2 separate regions of the Homo sapiens genome follow, and region 1 is linked to region 2. A link is a contact called in ENCODE Hi-C or POLR2A ChIA-PET data. All regions are on one chromosome and are shown on one strand. Each heading gives the region's core, a stretch centred on a gene start or an enhancer-like site at or near the end of the contact. The rest is flanking DNA. Distances are from core to core; before and after follow the strand shown.

Evidence for each region. A loop is a pair of places that touch in the nucleus more often than their neighbours do. ChIA-PET counts read pairs that join two places held with the same protein, here RNA polymerase II (POLR2A). Pooled maps may share reads with other maps.
Region 1: a loop to region 2 is called in a pooled map, with 2.1 times the contacts of the local background. The contact joins two enhancer-like sites. A Hi-C loop is called at or near these places in 2 of 50 pooled maps. POLR2A ChIA-PET finds 5 or more read pairs at or near these places in 2 of 52 experiments (activated T-cell and activated naive CD4-positive, alpha-beta T cell).

The regions. Positions count from the first base shown.
Region 1 is chr4:80,033,931-80,038,301 of GRCh38, forward strand. It overlaps ANTXR2 (ANTXR cell adhesion molecule 2), which reads right to left. Exons shown (of 17, transcript NM_058172.6): 8 at 2,042-2,102. Among named protein-coding and RNA genes, the nearest start is that of ANTXR2, 37 kb to the right of the region's middle. Within about 2 kb of position 3,106, at least 6 of the 41 ENCODE cell types and tissues checked have a DNase peak (open chromatin) inside an H3K27ac peak, as active enhancers do.
Region 2 is chr4:80,122,725-80,127,039 of GRCh38, forward strand. No RefSeq gene overlaps it. Among named protein-coding and RNA genes, the nearest start is that of ANTXR2, 52 kb to the left of the region's middle. Within about 2 kb of position 2,892, at least 3 of the 41 ENCODE cell types and tissues checked have a DNase peak (open chromatin) inside an H3K27ac peak, as active enhancers do.

The sequences.
Region 1 (4,371 bases), core at 1,856-4,355, 89 kb before region 2:
TTGTTTTTCCCTACTCTCAGGTATTAAAGTTTGGGAATGTAAATAAAACTAATTATGTACGTTTTTTAGTTCTTCGAAAAGTCGTATGTAGTACTTTCTTTAATCTATGCCTGTTCCATACAGAATTCTTCTTTAACCACTTCTTCACCTTACTAATCCTGATTCATTTTCTATTTCAAACCTATAAATAATCAAAAGATCACGTATTTTGAATTACTAATAATCGATGGCCAGTCACAAAAGTTGATTTAACTTATTGTACCATTATTTATAGTAGAAGCAAGCACTAAAACTTGTTAGAGAGTGAGAGAATAGGCTGGAATGAAAGTTAACTGATCAAATATCTTGACAGACAATGCATGTTTACTGCTAAGCTGCAAGATAGTATACTAACTATTTTAATAGTGATTAACGCTTATTTAAAAGGTAAATTGAAGCACAAATAAAATTTTAAATAGTTTATTTGAGCAGAAGATTCTTGAATTAGACAGATCCAAATCAGAAGAGGTTTGGCAGCTTTACCAAGGGAATACAAGGGGGAGGCTTTTATAGAACCAACGTGGAAGTAAACCAAAGAAAGTATTTGACGGGTTATAGTTACACAGTTGCCTTGTTTGGTCTATCCTGTGGAAAGTCCCTAGTTATATAAGTTTGTTGGTTGTTTTTGATTGGTTGCACTTAAATTCTATTTTTCTTAATGTAGGCATTGACAATAAATAGTTCAAATTAAATTCCAATTATATTTGTAAATCAAATAAGGTTAAGGCTACTTACGAGGCCTAAGTGTTTTTGCCTGCTTAAGGCTTCTTCAGGCCTGTTCTCTATTTTAATTTAACATTACCAGTCCTCTAAAACTTCTCATATCTAACATAATACAAGTATAATATAGTCATTAACTATGCAAGAAACTACTGCCAACCCACTTTTCATTTACTATGTTATGAAAGGAATTTCACTTGCAAGTTAAAATAAAGTGCAGGTAAAATGTGATTCGGTAAGAGTATGGGCATTCAAGTCAGACAGGAAAGGGTCAAACAGGGTAATTACTAGTAGCAAGTACTGAACCTGTCTCTGCCTCAGCTTCCCCATCTGTAAACCAGGGATGTATAAAACTTTCAATAGTGTTGTTATAAGGATTAGGTAAAATTATAAATGCAAACAACCCAGTATACCCTCAGCACAAAATTGGAGTTTAATAAACAACAGCTACTATTTTAATATTATTTTTCCATTTATTTTTCTTTGTTATCTCTAGAAATGTATTAACCTTCACTGTTAGGGAAGATAATCCTTCCCTGGGAAGTTCAGATGCACTACTTTCCTTAAACATCTCCATATTCATTCATTAGGGAATCTAGAAGATGCAGAATGTGAGACCATGCACAACTGGCTGAGAGGCTCTATGGTACATTACACAACATATTTTCTCCCCCACCAGACCCAATATTTTTCCTTTTTAAAGTAAAGTCAGGTTAAAATGAACTGTAGGTCAGGCTTGAAAAAGAAACAAAATAGGCCAGAGAGAATCACACTCTGTCTGGGCAAGGATGGCTGGGAGGTGTGAAAACCTGAGTATGTGCTTAGCACCAGCTGATAAAGCCACCTGCTTCCTTCCTGCAATCCGTCCATAAGTCACTTCCTTATGTGCCCTGAGCTGGCAGATTCTGTACTTTGTCCAGGTCATCAAAGCATGGAGCTCAAAGTCTACATATACCTGACTGTTTGTATAATCAGACAAAAGAAACAATTTCATATTTTATTTTATTTGCCATAGGAAAGGTCTCAAGCGTGAACTAAATATACAGAAGATTCTAAAAGCCTGTCACACAATATGCTCATTATTTAAAATAACATTCCAATCTTAAAAATTTGAATTTAAAATAGAAATATTTCAAGGAATTATTTAAAAATTCTTACACAAAAAAGATGCCAAAAAAGTTAATTTTGCTATTCTTTTTCCAACATGAGTTTCATATCATATATTTTAGCTAGGAAAAAAATACAATTTCTTACATGGTATTTTTAAATTCTAAACACTTACCCCCCACACAGACACTTGAGGGCTGCAATTCTAGGATTTCAGTACATGACTGAGCTAGTATCTAAAAAAGAAAAAAAAAAAAGATTACCAAGCTATAGATCTAAAATTACAATGTGAAGTAAATTATAAGATTAGTAATAACCTTGAGGTCTTCTCCATACTTCAATAGATCTCAGAGAAAATCTATTAACTATAGCGTGTACAGCTACCAAGTTCTTAGGAAACTTCTGCACTGTATTTCAGGGTATATTTTAAGATTATGTACTGTAGGATCCTTATTTGATTAAAGTAAATTCAGATAAGCACAGGAAAAGTGAGCATTGTCTCAAAGTCTGATAACCTTGGGTATGAATAGATAACTAAAATTTCCTGCTGCCATAAAATCTATGTTGACTTTCCCAATCAAGCAAAAACAAGATAACAAATCAGACCCCCTGTTTAGTAATGCTGTTATGTTTTCTGTTCAGAAGACCAATATAATATCAATAAAAAAGCACTGCTGACTGGGTGCGGTGGTTCAAAATAATATCAATAAAAAAGCACTTCTGACTGTGCACAGTGGCTCATGCCTATAATCGCAGCCGTTTGGGAGGCCGAGGCAGAGGGATCACTTGGGGTCAGGAGTTCAAGACCAGCCTGGCCAACATAGTGAATCCTGTCTCTACTAAAAATACAAAAAATGAGCCAGGTATGGTGGCTCGCGCCTGTAATCCCAGCTACTCGGGAGGCTGAGGCAGGAGAATCGCTTTAACACAGCAATGAGCCAAGGTCATGCCACTTCACTCCAGCCTGGACGACAGAGCAAGCCTCCGTCTCAAACAAATAAATAAATTAAAATTAAAATTAAAAAGCACTTCTCTTTATTGGACAGTGGCATTTCTATCCCATTTCTCAGGCTTAATTCCTGTGGGTGCTAGTCCCTCTTACTTGCATAAAAAATTACAATTGCAGAACATAGACTCCTTATATGAGCCAATATTCTTTTTAAAAACACAGACTCCATACTCAAGCATTCCCAGAACACAGGAACAGAACTGCTCTTCTTAGCTTGTTCTGAGAAACAGAAACCACCACACAAGGGACAAGGCTACAACTGAAAAACAATGATGAAATACGCTGCTCCTCATGGACAACAATCCTGTCTTTATTTTTAGAACTGCTCTGCACTATATTATCAGTCAGACAAATTCCAGATGATCTCCAGAATTCCTTTCTTGACATTCCTTTCTTGGCAGAAGTTGAAGACAGATTATTTACAGCAGTTTCTAGCATCTCCTTTTCATAACTAGAATAGGAAGTAAGGACTGTAGCAGGAAATAGACATGCTTTCTGTGCTTTCTTTAATAACAGCAAAACTATAAGTTCTCAGCCCCTAAAATCAACTGTGTCAAATCATGGAACTTTGTTGCTGAATATACATCTCTGAAAAGAGGGAAAATTTGTACTTTTTAAGATAACTTTCCAATAAACTCAACTTTTCACATAGTGATTGAGGATTTTGTGATTAGAAAACAAACCTCGTAAAATTTTATATCTGAGAAACTGCAGATGAGGCCCATTTAAATCCAGAAATGACCAAAGAGATTCCATAGGCACTCAAAGACCTTTCTGCACCCAAATACCTCCTCTTGGTCTGCTACTTTATCTACAATAACCAACATTCACTTTTATGGATTCAAGAATTAAGAACTCTTGTTAAAGGTTAATGTGCCCTCTTGGAAGGGTAGTATTTCAAATCACTAACATCTTTAAAAATTTGGACATAATTCAGATAACAAGACTCTGAAGGAAATAGAATAGAAAAGATTTGCAAAGGAATATGAAGCTGAAAAGGTTCCAACTAACAAAAATGGACATTATAGCTATAGCTTTGGCCAATCTGAGATAACAGTGACAACAGTGAACCATCAAAATGGAAGGTTAAAGGAAAACACAAAACCCCCAAATCTATTTTGTCTGTCATCAGTCCTGAAGGAATTTATCTTAAAACAGATCTTATTAAGGAGACTAATTGCATCTTTCAGTTTATAATCTCTTTAGTTATTTAGCCACAGCTTTATCAGTATTACTGAAAAAATATTTCAAGTACTCAGGAAAATTATGAGGCACTTAAAGATTACATCTATTGGCAATAGAAACCATTTCTCTGCAATTCCTCAGAATAAAGTAAATCAAAAAATTACAAAAGGATTTTCTAAAGATCATGTCAAAAAACATGCATCCGGAATGACTTCAGTGAATTTGTAACTTTATATTTGTTTTCTCTCTTCTATCAGCACTGACCATAAGTCAATCAGATTTCATAATATTTAAGATAATTGTGCATATGT
Region 2 (4,315 bases), core at 1,642-4,141:
TGATTTTGTACCCAGAAACTACTGAATTTATTAACAAGTTATGACAGTTTTTTGATAAAGTCTTTAGTTTTTTCCAGATATAAAATCATGTTATAGAAACAAGGCTAATTTTACTTACTATTTTGCAATTTGGATGCCCTTTATTTCTTTCTTTTGCCTAACTGCTCTTGCCAGAACTTTCAGTACTGTGTTGAGTAAAAGTGGTGTAAGTAGGCATCCTGAGCTTGTTCCAGATTTTAGTAGAAAGCCTTAAACTCTTTCCCATTTAGTACAATGTTAGCTGTGGGCTGGTCATATATGGCCTGTATTATTTTGAGGTATGTTCCTTTTATTCCCATTCTGATGAGGTTTTTTGCCATGAAGATATGTTGAATTTTATCAAATGCTTTTTTGGCATTTATTGAAATAATTGTATGGCTTTTGTTATTGATTCTCTTAATGTGATATATCGTGTTTATTGATTTGCATATGTTGACCTATTCTTGCATCCCAGGAATGAATCCAACTTGATTATGGCAAAGAACCTTTTTAATACATTGTTTTGTTTTGTTTTTTTGAGATGGAGTCTTGCTCTGTCGCCCAGGCTGGAGTGCAGTGGCGCAATCTTGGCTCGCTGCAAGCTCGGCCTCCTGGGTTCACACCATTCTCCTGCCTCAGCCTCCTGAGTATCTGGGATTACAGGCGCCTGCCACCATGCCTGGCTACTTTTTTGTATTTTTAGTAGAGATGGGGTTTCACCATGTTAGCTAGGATGGTCTCAATCTCCTGACCTTGTGATCCACCTGCCGCAGACTCCCAAAGTGCTGGGATTACAGGCGTGAGCCACAGCACCCAGCCTTTAATACATTGTTGAATTCAGTTTGCTAGTATTTGTGTGTGTGTGTGTGTGTGCTTTTGTTTGTTTCTATTACTTTATTTGTGATCAAAATATCTCTTTAAAATAACTTGCTATATCTTTAAGATGTTTTTCATAAGCCTCATGATAACCACAGCACAAAAACTTGTAATAGATACATTAAAAATAAGCAACAAATTAAAACATCTTACCAGATAAACCACTTCAACACAAAGCAATATAGTAAGACTGAAAAGTCTGAAAACAACCAGAAAATAGGCAATAAAGTGGCCATAGTAAGTCCTTACTCATCAACAATAACATAGAATGTAAATGGTCTGAAATCTCCATGTAAAATGCATAGATTGGCTGAATATAAAAAAATCAAGACCCAACTATATGCTGCCTTCAAGAAACCCACTTTACCTACAAAAATGCACATAGATTGAAAGTGAGGGGGTAGGAAAATATATTCCATGCAAGTGAAAACCAAAAACGATCAAGAATAGCTATGTTTATATCAGATAAAACAGACTACAAATCTAAGAATGTAAAAAGAGACAAGAAAGTCACTGTATAATGATAAAGGGGTCAATTCAGCAAGAGAAATTATAACAATTATAAGTATATATTCACCCAACACCAGAGCTCCCAGGTATATACAGCAAGTATTAAAAGATCTAAAGGGAAAGATAGAATGCAATACAAAAATAGTAAGGGACTTTTACACCACACTGTCAGTAATGGGAACATCATCCAGACAGAAAATCAACGAAGAACCAGTGGAACTATACTGCACAATAGGTCTAATAGACCCAAGTGATATTTACATAATATTTTGCTCAACTGCTGAAAAAAATACATTCTTTCCACTAGTGCATGGAACATTCTTCACAGTAGACTATATCTTAAGCCACAAGACAAGTCTGAACAAATTCAAAATAATAGAAATCATATCAAGCATCTTTACTACCACAATAGAATAAAACTAGAAATTAATAACAAGAGAAACCTTGGAAAATGCACAAACATGTACAAATTAAACAACATGCTCTGCATTGATCAATGGATCAATGAAGAAATTAAGAATGAAACAAATGAAAATGAAAATACAACATATCAAAATCTATGAGGCACAGCAAAAGCAGTATTAAGAGAGAAGTTTAAAGCAATAAACACCTATATCATAAAAGGAGAAATAAACAACCTAAAAACACATCTCAAGGAACTAGAAAAGCAAGAACAAACCAAACCCAAAATTAGTAGAAAGAAAGAAATAATGAGGACCAGAGTAGAAATAAGTAAAACTGAGACAAAAAAAATACAGAATATCAACAAAACAAAATGTTGTTTTTTTGTAAAGATTAAAAATTCAACAAATGTTTAGTTACACAAAGAAAAAGAGAGAAGATCCAAATAAATATATAAAAACACAAACAAAAAAGGAGAGATAACAACTGAGACCTCAGACATACAAAGAATAATTCAAGACTAGTGTGAGCAACTAACTATATGCCAACAAATTGGAAAACCTAGAAGAAATGGATAAATTCCTAAACACATAAAACCTACCAAGATTGAAATATGAAGCAAGAGAAAACCTCAACAAGCCAGCAATGAGTAGTAGAATAAAAGCCATAAGTCTCCCATCCAAGAAAAGCTGAGGACCTGATGGCTTACTGCTGAACTCTACCAAACATTTGAATAATGAATCAAACTCTCAAAAAAATTAAAGAGGAGGGAATACTTTCATAAATTCATTCTATGTAGCTAGCATTACCCTGATAACAAAGCCAGATAATGACTCAACAGAAAAAGAAACTTACAGGTCACTGTCACTGATAACCATAGAGGCAAAAATTCTCAGAAAGTCTTTTCTTGAAGGAAGATCTGCATAGCTCATCTCTGTGTCCAGTACAATGTCCCTGCCTTTCTTCTCCTCAAAGCACTTTTCACTTTTCCTTCATTTCTCTATAACTTGAAACTTGTTTTTGTGTATTTATCTGTTCAATTGCTGGCTTCTCCACCAGATGGCAAACTTCATGAGAGCAGAGGTTACATTTATTTCATTTTCTACTATATACCCAGCACCTAGCACCATGGCTGGCACGTTACAAGAACATGAATGTTTGATGAACAAATGAATAAATGTTGCTGACATCTGAGGATAATTTGCCTTGAAGGTATTTGTAACCGGGATCCTGAGTGGTCAACAGATGCAAACCACTGCATATGACCCAAGCCTCTACAAGATTCGGAAAATTCTGCTTTTCCCTGCCAGGGGTATTGCTTTTTCAACTAACAGGCCTTAGTCTAGCCTGTGAAGTCTGGTTTCAGACCCTTGTGGTCTGACCTATCTTGTTTCTATCTCCAGCTTAGAATAAAATAGTGCCTTCAGCTTCTAATCCTCCTGAGTCTTTGAGAATCTAATTTCCTTTCATCTGCGGCACTAGGTAAAGTCATGAAGAGCTAATTTGGGTGAAGTCCTGGTGACATCATAACCACATCTACTATCAGCTACTGTTTCCTGCCCCCCAAAAAATCTGAATTTTCTTCTCTCTAGGCTTTGAAGCTTGTATATTTCCAACATCTCTTTTCCCCAAAAACTATTTTCATGCTGTGTTATACTGGGTTTTATTGCCCACCCTCCAGCTGAGCAGTCCTCCTGACTCTTAGCTTGCAGTTCTCATTCAGGAATTTCTGCTACCCACTCATGGGGCAGAAAGGAGGGGAGAACAGCCATTAAGGCTATCAAATATTACAAAATTGAAGACCCCACTGCTGGAATTTTAACAGCTGCTCTCCATACTGTCTCCTAATCTAAGCTTGACCATGTGGTTCTCAATAACAATTTAGGGAGGAGGGGTTCAGATCATCTAGACTATAATTATTAAACGGGGACAAAAAATTGAAGACCCCAACAATGATCAATTTGGTAACTTTACAGAGGACTAGCCTCACCCCAGTCATCATTAGGAGTTTCTTTTCAGTCTGCTCAGTAATGTGGTTGAGGAAAAGGATCCCCGGGCCTGGGTTCAAAGCCCAGCTCTGTCATATATTAGCTACATAATGTTGGGCAATTTGCTTAACTTTCCATGCCAACATCTTCATAAATATAAGGAGGTAAAATAAAAGCATCCACATATGAAGTGCTTGGAGTGATTAATAAAGTAATGTATACAAGTTGCCTAACAAAGTTTCTGGCACAGAAACAGAAGAAACACATAAAAATGTTATTGACTATTGTTATTTTTTGTGTCATCACTCTTTTCTTTTGTTCAATTGTCACTCTCTCTCACCTTCCTTCCTCCTCCTTTCTAGTCGCTCTGTCTCATTCTTTCTCTGAGTTTTTCTATAAATGAGGAGAAAAAAGAGCCTTATCTACTCATGCCTTCACTAAGAAATTAGTCATTTATTAATAATGAGAGGCAATATTGCAAAGTGGTTGGTCTGGTAGACTCTGGAGCCTGATGTCTTGTT